Linked DNA regions of Homo sapiens: region 1 is linked to region 2. A link is an interaction called in ENCODE POLR2A ChIA-PET data of the cell type or tissue named here. Cell type or tissue: CD4-positive, alpha-beta T cell. All regions are shown on one strand. Each heading gives the region's core, and the rest is flanking DNA. Links, peaks and the distances in the headings are about the cores only.

Region 1 (6,215 bases), core at 2,472-4,971, 170 kb before region 2:
TGCAATATAGAAGTATGAAGATATGGTCACCTGCACTTTATTCTTTGGTAGATGTGTTTTGTTTTGTTTTTTTTTAGTATGTGCTGACGTTTACATATGATATTACTAATTTACCATTAGATTGTATATTTTGAGTTGTTTTCTAACACTGGTGTTAATAAAGTTTGTATTTTCTGGTTGTGTCCTTTTTCAGTAACAGCCAGTGTTAGAAGGGTGGATCAGGATAGACATGAAAATAATGATCCTGTAGCATAGCAAAGCTGGTTGAGATTACTCAGTATCAGACTTGGATAATGGTTGAGATCATCTTATTGGGAAAATAGGCTGACCTTGCTCACTTTTCCAACAACATTTAAAAGATTCTTTGAAGGAAATGGAAAGAAATCTTCATTTCATAGAATTAATTTTAAAGCTTGTTTTCAAGCTTTTTAGCTGTGGAAGCTTTATCCAAATGGTGCCTGTGGGAAAGTTCAATATGTAAAACAGATAAAAGGTGTTGGAGCGGGGTTTGGGCCACAGGATCACCATGTTCTGAATACCATAGAGTTTGAAAATCATTCTTCTTGTGTAATTCCCTTCTTGTGGATAATTCAGAGAATTATTTCATCCTAAACCATCTTTTATTAACTTCCTTACATGTTTTTTGTTGCCACTACCATCATCCAGTGTTGTGCTGTTGAAATGTGAACTGATGTTAATTAGCCTAAGTATAATTTGTTGGAATAAACTTGCTATCAAAAATGAAGTCTGTTCCAATATTGAATAAAGTGATTAGTGATTTTTAAATTATGTATTTGTCTTTATTAAGGTAGATTGAGTGTTTTTGTGTGGTTGTAAATCAGATTGATGATTGATTAGAATTGACCTTAGGTAAGAGCTGTGGAACTGCTATGGTAGATTTAATTCCATTAAGACTCATGTCTGCTTTGTAATTTTTTTTTTTTTTTTTAAGACAGAGTCTCGCTCTTGTTGCCCAGGCTGGAGTACAGTGGCACAATCTTGGCTCACTGCAACCTCTGCCTCCTGGGTTCAAGCAGTGCTCCTGCCTCAGCCTTCCAAGTAGCTGGGATTACAGGCACATGCCACCATGCCTAGCTAATTTTTGTTTAGTAGAGACGGGGTTTTGCTGTGTTGGCCAGGCTGGTCTCGAACTCTTGACCTCAGATGATCCACCCGCCTCAGCCTCCCTGAGTGCTGGGATTACAGGCGTGAGCCATTGCACCTGGCCTGCTTTGTTAATTTTTTCAGCAGAATAATATCAACCACTTTTACAGAGTCTTGTGAAGGGCAGAAACCATTTTAGCAACTCTGAAACTAAGGAATTTCAGAAAAGGACTTGGGCTGCTAAGCTTTAAGTAAATATTTAAATGTAGTTTTACTTTTTCTACTTGGAGAGAAGTTCAAACTGTGAGATTAAAAAGATGAATTGGAGCCATAGTAATCCTTCAGATCTCAACTATTAAAGTACTATTAAGAGAATAAGAGAATAATTTTGTGTCATTTGTAAATAGAGTTTAAAAATTATTTTTCAGAGACTTTGGCTATGAAAGGATTAACACTGAACTGTTTAGGAAAAAAAGAAGAAGCTTATGAGTTTGTTCGTAAAGGACTTCGTAATGATGTCAAGAGTCATGTCTGTATCCTTTTGCAGTAGTTAAATAGTTTATGTTTTAGCTAGTTTTTTCCTAATTCAAATTAAATTTGTACTATGAAAATTCCAAACCTACGTAGAAGAGAGAATTTAATGAACTCTGTGTATCCATTACTCAACTATAATCATTATCAACATTTTGTAATACTAGTTTCTTTTTTGCTTGTGCCCCTCCTCCTATATTAGTTTCATTTGTTCCCTACCCCGTGTTTATTTATTGGAATATTTTAAAGGAAATCTCTATAAAATGTGCTTACTTCTGTTGTGCTTAGTGTTGGAGAAAAGTTACTTTGGTAATTGTGACTTGAAACCCATTTTTTTCTTAAACATAATTAACTGGGTAATACTTTCCTGTTATTCCAAATACTGACTTTTAGTTAATCATATGTTAAAATTTGTGTGTCTTAAACTTTCTTTTAGACATTTGAGAAGAAAAACTTAAACTTATTTTAAAACAGATTTTACTTAATATATAAGTATGATATTGGTTCTTGAGCTTGGTTTCTGTTAACACAGAGACATAGCTGTTACTTAATTTGATCTTTATAATTGTGTTTTTCTTTGGGTAATATCCCAGTGTGTAAAAAAAAATTTTTTTTTGTTTTTTGGGGGGAGGGAGTCTCACTCTGTCACCCAGGCTAGAGTGCAGTGGCATGATCTAGGCTTACTGCAACCTCCACCTCTTGGGTTTAAGCGATTCTCCCACCTCAGCCTCCCAGGTAGCTGGGACTACAGGTGTGTGCCACCATGCCTGGCTACTTTTTGTACTTTCAGTAGAGATGGAGTTTCGCCATGTTGGTCAGGCTGATCTCGAACTCCTGACCTCAGGTGATCCACCCTCCTCGGCCTCCCAAAGTGCTGGGATTACAGGTGTGAGCCACCATGCCTGGCCAAAAAAAAATTTTTTTTTAAAGGGTGGAGCATTGAAATTGATTTTCATTTTTTTTTTTTTGCTTATCTGTATGTTTATCTGCATTTTTTTTCACATATTGCCCTTGCATTTTAGTTTGTTAACATGTAATTCACTTAGCCACGTACTGGTATTGAACACGAATAATCTTAGTAGTGTTTTCACATATTTAGCTTAGAGTTTTCTCAAATTACTAAATACTTATTTCTTTATCCCAGTGCTTACCCCAGAGTGAAGAGAAGGGCATGTAAGTATGATAGTTTTGTGGGGCTTTTGGCTCCAAGATATGCTAATACTTTAATTTATAAGAAATACAACTTATTTTTTGTGGCCTTTAATATAACTAGGGAAGTAGGTGATAGTTACACATTACTTTAGAATTGGTTGACTAAATTTGTTTCAAAAAGTAGTTGCAGTTTTTGTATATATTCTGTTTCAAGACATCATGATGAAGAATAGGTGAATGTTGAAGTTGCTGGGGTAGGAAAGTGATGGGATAGAGGGTAGAAAATGTGAAGAATTTTTGCTAAGAATTCTTTAAGGTTACTTAAAATATTACAGAAAATTTCAAACATGTACACAAGTAGAGAGAACAGAATAATGACCCCTTTCCCATGTGGCCATTACCCAGGTTCAGCAATTTGACAATTATCAACCCAGCCTGCTCTGGTTTCGTCTTTAACTTCCCCTCACCATTCCCCTCCCCCAGACTCCAGATCATTCTGAACAAATCCCAGGCAAAATACCATTTCCTTAATGTAACTTTTATATTAGATATGTATCATAGAATATTCTAGTGTCTGTGTATGTCTTTGTTTCCTTAACTTAATAGGTTGGCATGTATATGGACTCTTGCAGCGTTCTGATAAAAAATATGATGAAGCTATAAAATGTTACCGAAATGCCCTCAAATTAGATAAAGATAACCTGCAAATTTTGAGGGATCTCTCACTGTTGCAGATCCAAATGAGAGACCTTGAAGGTTACCGAGTAAGTACTTCATTCTTAAATGTACATGATTTTACAGTAGACAAAATTTAAGAGCGTGTCATTTCAGAATGAGGTGAGCATAAGCCAAAATCAAGTAGATTTGATTGTTCATTAGAAGGTGTATGTCGCTTGGGACCTTCCTTCTCAGTCATAGTTGTGGCACTTTGTACTTGAGTATTCAAAAAGAATAACTGGTGGGGTGTGGTGGCCCACGCCTGTAATCCCAGCAGTTTGGGAGGTTGAGATGGGAGGATCGCTTGAGGCTGGGAGTTAGAAACCAGCCTGGGCAACATAGGCCAGACTCCGTCTCTACAAATAAGAAAATTAGCCCGGTATGGTAGTTTACACCTGCAGTCCCAGCTATCCAGGATGTTGAGGCAGGAGGATCCCTTGAACCTAAGAGTTGAGGCTGCAGTGAGCCATGATTATGCTACTGCACTCCAGCCTGGGCAAGAGAGCAAGACTTTTTCTCAAAAAACAAAACAAAAAAAACTGGTTTTTAAAACATTCTTAATTCATTAATTATTTAAAAATTAGAGACAAGGTCTTGCTATGTTACCAAGGCTAGTCTTGAACTCCTAGGCTCCAGTGATCTTCCCACCTCACCCTCCCAAAGTTCTGGGATTACAGGCATGAGCCACTACGCCTGGCCATAACTGTTTAACTGGAATATCTATGTGCAGCTGCTGTACTAGATTATTTGTGGGTTTGATATTTACAAATTTGATAAACTAATAAGGCTTTTATAATGGAAACCTAAACATAAAAGTAGCTTTTAAAAATTATTGGTTAGTAAATATTTTAAAAACGTGAGAAGGGTTGCCATAAATCAGTCTTTCTGTAGTTGAGACCTCTTCAGATTTGCATCTTCAACTCTCTCCTGGACATCTCCATGTGCTTAGTCCACTTCGTATCCTAGAATCAGTATGTCCAACATGGAATTCTCTTACTTACTTATGAGAAGGAGGCCACTAGGTTCTAACAGTTTTCTTTAAATACATTATTTATATACTTCTTACTTTTGCCCTCTACTGCCATATAAGCCCTCATACCCCATGCCTAGATTTTTGCAGCCACTTTAAGGGCTCTGCTGAACTTACTATAATAATAATGGCACCACTCTTCAAAGCGTGTATTTTTTTCTTCAGCTGTGTTTAGCAGCTTAGATGTGGTTGGAGTTAAAATCAGTTATCTTTAGGAATGAGGCATAGAAATTAAGAATATTGGCAAAACAATGGCTGCTAAAGTGGATTGTGAAGTAAATTAAGTTAAAAGAGAGCTAGGCTTGGTATTACGTGTCTTAGTCCTGGCTACTTGAGAGGCTGATGTAGAAGGATTGCTTGAGCCCAGGAGTTTAGTCCAGCCTGGGCAACATAGGGAGACTCTGTCTCTAAAGAAAAAAAGGAGAGCTGGTGGTGAAAGTGTGAAGGACCCAGGAAGTACAGACACTGGTGGTCAAAGAACAAGGGTAGGAGTGTCATCAAATGATAGTGTTGGCAGCATGGGAGCTGTGGGTAGAGAGTGAGATACCTAAATTTATGATTTCTGGGTGGCAGTAACTTCTAGGGTGTGGCTGTGGGAGTGGGCCTCTGAATGGGGTGGAGGAGAAAATCATTAAAGATTAGAAAATCTTGGGATTTAGAGGATAGGTTGTGGGATGGGTGATACACGTTAGTGTTGCATTTGCCCAGGGTAACGCCAAGAGTTGGCAGAGAAAATAATACTGACCTAGACTTTAATAAAGGATTTGGGAATGACAGAGAAGCAACAGTAAAAATAAGGGATAATTAGATGTTTGGGTGTTTCGCCTGGCTGTGTCTGTCCTGTGTCTGGCCAATTATTACAATGTATTTACACTGTAAATACATGTAATTCATATAATAGTTTTATAAGTAGCAAAATGTAGTTTAATAAAAAACCATCTTAGTCTTCTTACAGAATATTTAGTTACCAAAAAAAAAAAATTCTCATTATTTAAATGTAATTTAATAAGGCAGTCCAAAGGCATGGGCCCCAAAGATGTTTCAATGACAGCCTCACAGTGAGTATTACAGGGTATTGTAGAACTTTAGTATTTTAGGTAGGAAACATAAAAAGTACTTCTATTTTATTCTGAAACTGATCTTTGTTGATATAGTTCATTAGAAATGTGTTAAAGGTTAGATTGTTTTCTTAAAACTGATGAAATAATGTTTTAGAGAATATTTAGCAAGTTAAAACTTTTTTTTTAGGAGACAAGATACCAGCTTCTTCAGTTGCGCCCCACACAGCGTGCCTCCTGGATTGGATATGCTATTGCATACCATTTGCTGAAAGATTATGATATGGCCCTAAAACTGTTGGAAGAATTTAGACAAACTCAGCAAGTAAGAATTTTAATGTTTCCTTCTACCTTCATAAATGGAGTAGTTGACTTCTAAATTGTCCCTGCTCTCAAATGTGAATTAAAGTATTTGAAACCTATGGAAAACGGGAAAACTTTTTGACGTAATTGGAAACAGTTAAAATGTAGGATTATTTTTCTCTCTCTTTTTTTTTTTTTCCGAGACGGAGTCTCGCTCTGTCCCCCAGGCTGGAGTGCAGTGGCACGATCTCGGCTTGCTGCAAGCTCTGCCTCCCGGGTTCAAGCCATTCTCCTGCCTCAGCCTCCAGAGTAGCTGGGAC
Region 2 (6,215 bases), core at 1,886-4,385:
TGGGTGGATCACCTGAAGTCAGGAGTTGGAGACCAGCCTGTCCAACATGGCGACACTCTATCTCTACTAAAAATACAAAAAATTAGCAGGGTGTGGTGGAGGGTGCCTGTAATCCCAGCTACTTGGGAGGCTGAGGCAGGAGAAACGCTTGAACCCGGGAGGCGGAGGTTGCAGTGAGCTGAGATCGTGCCATTGCACTCCAGCCTGGGCAACAAGAGCAAAACTCCGTCTCAAAAAAAAAAAAAAAGAAAAAAAGATGCATTGTTAGATTACTTTTTTGGTTTTTCCTCTTTTTCGATGTAGGCACTTACAGCTATAAAATTCCTTCTTAGTACTGCTTTTGCTGTATCCCATAGGTTTTGGTATGTTATGTTTCCATTATCATTTGTTTCAAGAAAATTTTCAATTTCCTTCTTAATTTCTTCATTAACCCACTGGTCATTCAGGACATATTGTTTAATTTCCATGTATTTGTGTAGTTTTCAAAATTCTCTTGTTATTGATTTCTAGTTTTATTCTATTGTGGTCAGAGAAGATGGTTGATGTTATTTCAATTTTTTAAATGTTTTAAGACTTGTTTTGTGACCTAACATATGGCCTGTCCTTGAGAATGATCCATGTGCTGAGGAAAAGAATGTGTATTCTGTAGCCATTGGATGAAATGTTCTGTAACTATCTATTAGATCCATTTCTTGTATAGTGCAGATTAAGTCCAATGTTTCTTTATTAATTTTCTATCTGCAAGATCTGTCCAATGCTGAAAGTGGGGGTGTTGAAGTCTCCAGCTATTATTGTATTGAAGTCTATCTCTCTCTTCAGCTTTAATAATTTTTGCCTTATATATCTGGGTGCTCCAGTGTTGGGTGCATATATATTTAAAATTGGTATATCTTCTTGCTGAATTGACCCCTTTATCATTATATTGTGGCATTCTTTGTCTCTTTTTATAGTTTTTGTCTTGAAATCAATTTGACTGATATTAGTATAGCTACTCCTTCTGGTTTTTTTTTGTTTTGGTTTCCATGGGCATGGAATATCTTTTTCCATCCCTTTATTTTCAGTCTATGTGTGTCTTTATATGTGAAGTGTGTTTCTTGCAGGCAACAGATAAATGGCTCTTGGTTTTTCATCCATTCAACCAGTCTATGTCTTTTGATTGGAGAGTTTAGTTCATTTACAATCAAGGTTACTATTTTGTTTTTTTTTTGAGGCAGAGTTTTGCTCTTGTCACCCAGGCTGGAATGCAATGGTGTGATCTTGGCTCACTGCAACCTCCACCTCCTGTGTTCAAGTGATTCTCCAGCCTCAGCCTCCTAAGTAGCTGGGATTACAGGCACCCACTACCACAGCTGGCTACTTTTTTTTCTATTTTTAGTAGAGATGGGTTTTCACCATGTTAGCCAGGCTGGTCTCGAACTCCTGATCTCAGGTGATCCACCCGCCTTGGCCTCCCAAAATGCTGGGATTACAGGTGTGAGCCACCACACCTGGCCAACAATCAGTGTTACTACTGATAAGTGAGGACTTCTGCCATTTTGTCAGTTGTTTTCTGATTGTTCTGTGGCCTTCCTCTCTGTCCTTTCTTTCCTACCTGTCTTCATTTTAGTGAAGGTAATTTTCTCTGGTGATGTGATTTAGTTTCTTGCTTTTTATATTTTGTGCTTATGTTGTATGGATTTTAGTTTGAGGTTACCTTGAGGCTTGCAAACACTATCTTATAACCCATTATTTTAAGTGGATAACAACTTAAAACTGTTTGCATAAGCAAACAAGCAAGCAAAAAGAAAACTAACAAAGATGCTATGCCTTAAATTTGTCCCTCCACTTTTAAACTTCGTTGTTGCTGTTTATATCTTATTGTATTATCTATGTCTTGAAAAGTTGTCGTAATTATTATTTTTGATTGGTTCATTGTTTAGTCTTTCTACTTAAGAGTAGCTTACACATCATAGTTACAGTGTTATAATAATCTGTGTTTTTCTGTGTACTTACTATTACCAGTGAGTTTTGTACCTTCGGATGATTCCTTATTGCTCATTAATGTCCTTTTATTTCTGATTGAAGTCCTCCCTTTAGCATTTCTTGTAGGACATTTCTGGGGTTGATGAAATCCCTCAGCTTTTGTTTGTCTGGGAAAGTCTTTTATTTCCCTTTCAGGTTTGAAGGATAATTTTGCTGGATATACTATTCTAGGGTAAAAGTTTTTTCCTTCAGCATTTTAAATACATCATTGCACTCTCTCCTGGTCTATAAAGTTTCCACTGAAAAATCTGCTGCCAGACATGTTGGAACTCCATTGTGTGTTATTTTTTTCTTTTCTTTTGCTGCTTTTGGCATCCTTTCTTTATCCTTGACCTTTGGGAGTTTGATTGTTAAATGCCTTGAGATAGTCTTCTTTGGGTTATATCTGTTTGGTGCTCTATAACCTTCTTGTACTTGGATATTGATATCTTTCTCTAGGTGTTGGAAATTCTCTGTTATTATCATTTTGAATAGACTTTCTTCTCCTCTTTCTATCTCCTCTTTAAGGCCAATACCTCTTAGATTTGCTCTTTAGAGGCTATTTTCTAGATCCTGTAGGCATGCTTCATTCTTTTTCATTCTTTTTTATTTTGTCTCCTCTGACTGCATTTTCAAATAGCTTGTTTCATTCTTTTTTATTCTGTCTCCTCTGACTGTACATTTTCAAATAGCCTGTCTTCAAGTTCACTAGCTCTTTTTTCTGCTTGATCAGTTCTGCTACTAAAAGACTCTGATGCATTATTCAGTATGCCAGTTGCATTTTTCAACTCCAGAATTTCTGCTTGATTCTTTTTAATTATTTCAATCTCTTGTTAAATTTATCTGATAGAGTTCTGAATTCCTTCTCTGTGTCATCTTGAATTTCTTTGAGTTTGCTCAAAACAGCTATTATGAATTCTCTGTCTGAAAGGTCACATATCTCTGTTTCTCCAGGATTGGTCCCCAGTGCCTTATTTGGTTCATTTGGTGAGGTCATGTTTTCCTAGATTGTATTAATAGTTGTAGAAGTTCGTCTGTTTCTGGGCATTGAAGAGGTAGGTATTTATTGTAGTCTTTATGGTCTGGGCCTGTTTGTACCTATCCTTTTTGGCAAGGTTTTCCAGATATTCAAAAGGACTTGAGTGTTATAATCTAAGCTGTATCTGCTTTAGGGAAGACCCCAAGCCCAGTAATGTGGTGGTTCTTCCAGACTCATAGAAGTACCACCTTGATAGTCTCGGACAAGATCTGGAAGAATTATCTGGGTTTCCAGGCAGAGACTCTTGTTCTCTTCTCTTATTGTTTCCCAAACAAATGGGTGCTCTCTCTCTCTCTCTCTCTCTTTGTTCTGAGCCACCTGGAGCTAGGAGTGGAGTGACACAAGCACCCTTGTGGCCACCAACCCTAGGACTGCTCTGGGTCAGACCTGAAGCTAGCACAGCACTGGGTCTTGTCTGAGGCCTGCTGTAACCACTCCCTTTCTACTGCCTATGTTAGTTCAAAGCCTGGGGGTTTTACAATCAGCAGGTGGCAAAGCCAGCCAGGCCTGTGTCCTTCCCTTCAGGGCAGCAAATTCCCCCAGGCATTGGGTGGGTCCAGAGGTACCTTCTTGGAGTCAGAGACTAGAGGCAAAAACCTTAGAAGTCTGCCTGGTGTTCTATTTTCCTGTCACTCAGCTGGCGCTCACACCATAAGACACAGTCCTTCCCACTCTTCCCTCTCCATTCCAGAGGTAGAGGAGCCTCACTCCATGACCACTGTCACCTCAGGCCCACATGGAGTACTGCCAGACTACCACTGATGTTCCCTTAAGGTTCAAGGCCACCTGAGTCAGCTCGTGGTGAATGCTGCCTGGCCTGGGACTCACCTTTCAGAGGAGTGGACCCTCTACACAGGTCTAGAAATGCCATCCAACAGCCAAGTCCTGGAATAGGGAACCCCAAGAGAATACTTGGTTCTCTACCCCACTGTGGCTGAGCTGATATCTAAGTTGCAAGACAAAGTTCCCTTTACTTTTTGCTCCACTGTCTCAAGCAGGAGTCTTGCCCCATAGCCACCAGAGCTGGGAAAGTGCTGAGTCTCACCTGAATCCAGCAAGACTCAGTGTCTCACCCAAGACCCTCAACCTAGTACCTGGGTATTGCTGCTGGTATTCAGGACCTAAGGGCTCTTTAGTTAGCAGGTGATGAATCTTGCTAGGACTGGGTCTTTTCCTTCAAGGCTGCAGATTCTCTTCTGGGCCAAGGTGTGGCTAGAAATGTCCAGGGGCTAGGGCCTGGAATGGGGGCCCCATGACTCTCACCAGTGCCCTATCCTGCTGTGGCTGAGCTGGTATCCAAGATGAAAGACAAAGTCCTCCTAACTCTTCCATCTCCTCTCCTGAAGCAAAAGGAAGGGGTCACTTTTGGAGCCATGAGCTATGCAACCCGGGGTGGGTGGGGGGTGATGCCAGCACTCCCTTAGACACCCCAACTGGTGTCTCAGTAGGTCACGTGCTTCCCCTAGTCCACTGTTTCTGGGCCCAGTTCATCCCAGGAATTGCCTAGGTGTTACAATCCTTGTGGCCTAGACTGCCTTTCAAGTGTATCTGGGGCTCCAGAGTACTTTAGTCCAAGGTGATGAGGCTTGCGGGAACTGAAGTTCGTACTGCTGGGATCAGAGATTCCCCTCTGTCTAGGGTTTAAATGTTTCCTCTGTGGGCATGTGTCAGCTTAGTTTGGTCTGGTTTTGCTTTCTCTTATAACAAGGGTAGCACTGAATTCAATGCCTCACAATTGCTGGTTTCAGTGCCTCTCTCAGAGATATGAAGTTAAAACCAGGTACTGTGAGAATTCACTTGATTTTTGGGTCTTACAAAGGTGCTTTTAAATTGTTAATAGTTGCTTTTAAAGCAAAGGAAAGGTGCTTTTAAATTGTTTAATTGTTGTTAAATTGGTGTCCTTGTGGGAGGTGATGATCTGTGGAGCTTTCTATTCCATCTTGCTCCACCTCTCCCTAGGTTGTCTTCTTTCTGTTTAGTTGTAGGAGCTTTCTTTTCTTTTTTTCTTTTGAGATGGTGTCACTCTGTCACCCAGGTTGGAGTGCAGTAGTGCCATCACGGCTCACTGCAGCCTCAAACTCCTAGGCTCAAGTGATCCTCCCACCTCAGCCTAATGAGTAGCTGGAATTACAGGTGCATGCCACCACACCCGCCTAATTTTTGTATTTTTTTGTAGAGATGAAATTTTGCCGTGTTGCCCAGGCTGGTCTCTAACTCCTGGATGCAAGCAATCCACTTGCCTCAGCCTCCCAAAGTGCTAGTATTACAGGCATGAGCCACTGTTCCTGGCTAAGTCGTAGGAGTTTACAATGTATTCTGGATACAAGTTCCTTACCAGATATAGAATTTGCAAATATTTTCTTGTATTTTGTTGGTTTTCATCACTTTTTTGTTCTTTGAAAGATAAAAGTTTTAAATTTTGATGAAGACTAATTTATTTTTTATTTTGTTGCTTGTGCTTTTGGTATCATACCTAAGAAACCATTACCTGATCCAAGGTCACAAAGAGTTACTTCTATGTTTTTTTTTTTTTTTGAGACAGAGTCTCCCTCTGTCGCCCAGGCTGGAGTGCAGTGGCACAAACTCGGCTCACTGCAAGCTCCGCCTCCCGGGTTCACGCCAGTCTCCGGTCTCAGCCTCCCAAGTAGCTGGTACTACAGGCGCCTGCCACAACGCCCAGCTAATTTTTGTATTTTTAGTAGAGATGGGGTTTCACCACGTTAGCCAGGATGGTCTCGATCTCCTGACCTTGTGATCCACCCGCCTCGGCCTCCCAAAGTGCTGGGATTACAGGCGTGAGCCACCGCGCCTGGCCACTCCTATATTTTATGAGTTTTATAGTTTTAGCTTTTATATTAGGTCATTGATGCACTTTGTGTTAATTTTTATATATGGTGTGAGATGAGGTCTAACTTGGTTCTTTTGCGTGTGAATATCCAGTTATCATAGAACTATTTGTTAAAAAGACAATTTTCCCCACTGAACTGTATTGGTACCTTTGTTGAAAATCAATAGACTATTCATAGGTTTATTTATGGATTCTTAATTCTATTCTATTGATCCACATGTCTATCCTTATTCCAATACCACAGTCTTGATTTCCATAGTTTTATAGCAAGGTTGAAATTGGAAGTGTGAGTCTTTCAACTTTATTCTTCTTTTGCCAGATTATTTT

The links. ChIA-PET counts read pairs that join two places held together with the same protein. Peaks named below come from ENCODE experiments on the same cell type or tissue, not always from the same donor. Only the 100,000 strongest peaks of a DNase experiment are listed, where the experiment ranks them.
Region 1: POLR2A ChIA-PET joins it to region 2 with 6 read pairs; 4 of 35 experiments call an interaction of 5 or more read pairs at or near these places.

Annotation. Positions count from the first base shown.
Region 1 is chr13:41,317,274-41,323,488 of GRCh38, forward strand. NAA16 (N-alpha-acetyltransferase 16, NatA auxiliary subunit) reads left to right here. Exons shown (of 20, transcript NM_024561.5): 3 at 1,533-1,637; 4 at 3,394-3,551; 5 at 5,783-5,917. Among named protein-coding and RNA genes, the nearest start is that of NAA16, 9.1 kb to the left of the region's middle. In CD4-positive, alpha-beta T cell, for the core only: no CTCF peak of the experiment used is centred there; no DNase peak of the experiment used is centred there.
Region 2 is chr13:41,483,622-41,489,836 of GRCh38, forward strand. No RefSeq gene overlaps it. Among named protein-coding and RNA genes, the nearest start is that of RGCC, 29 kb to the left of the region's middle. In CD4-positive, alpha-beta T cell, for the core only: no CTCF peak of the experiment used is centred there; no DNase peak of the experiment used is centred there; H3K27ac peaks cover 247 bases.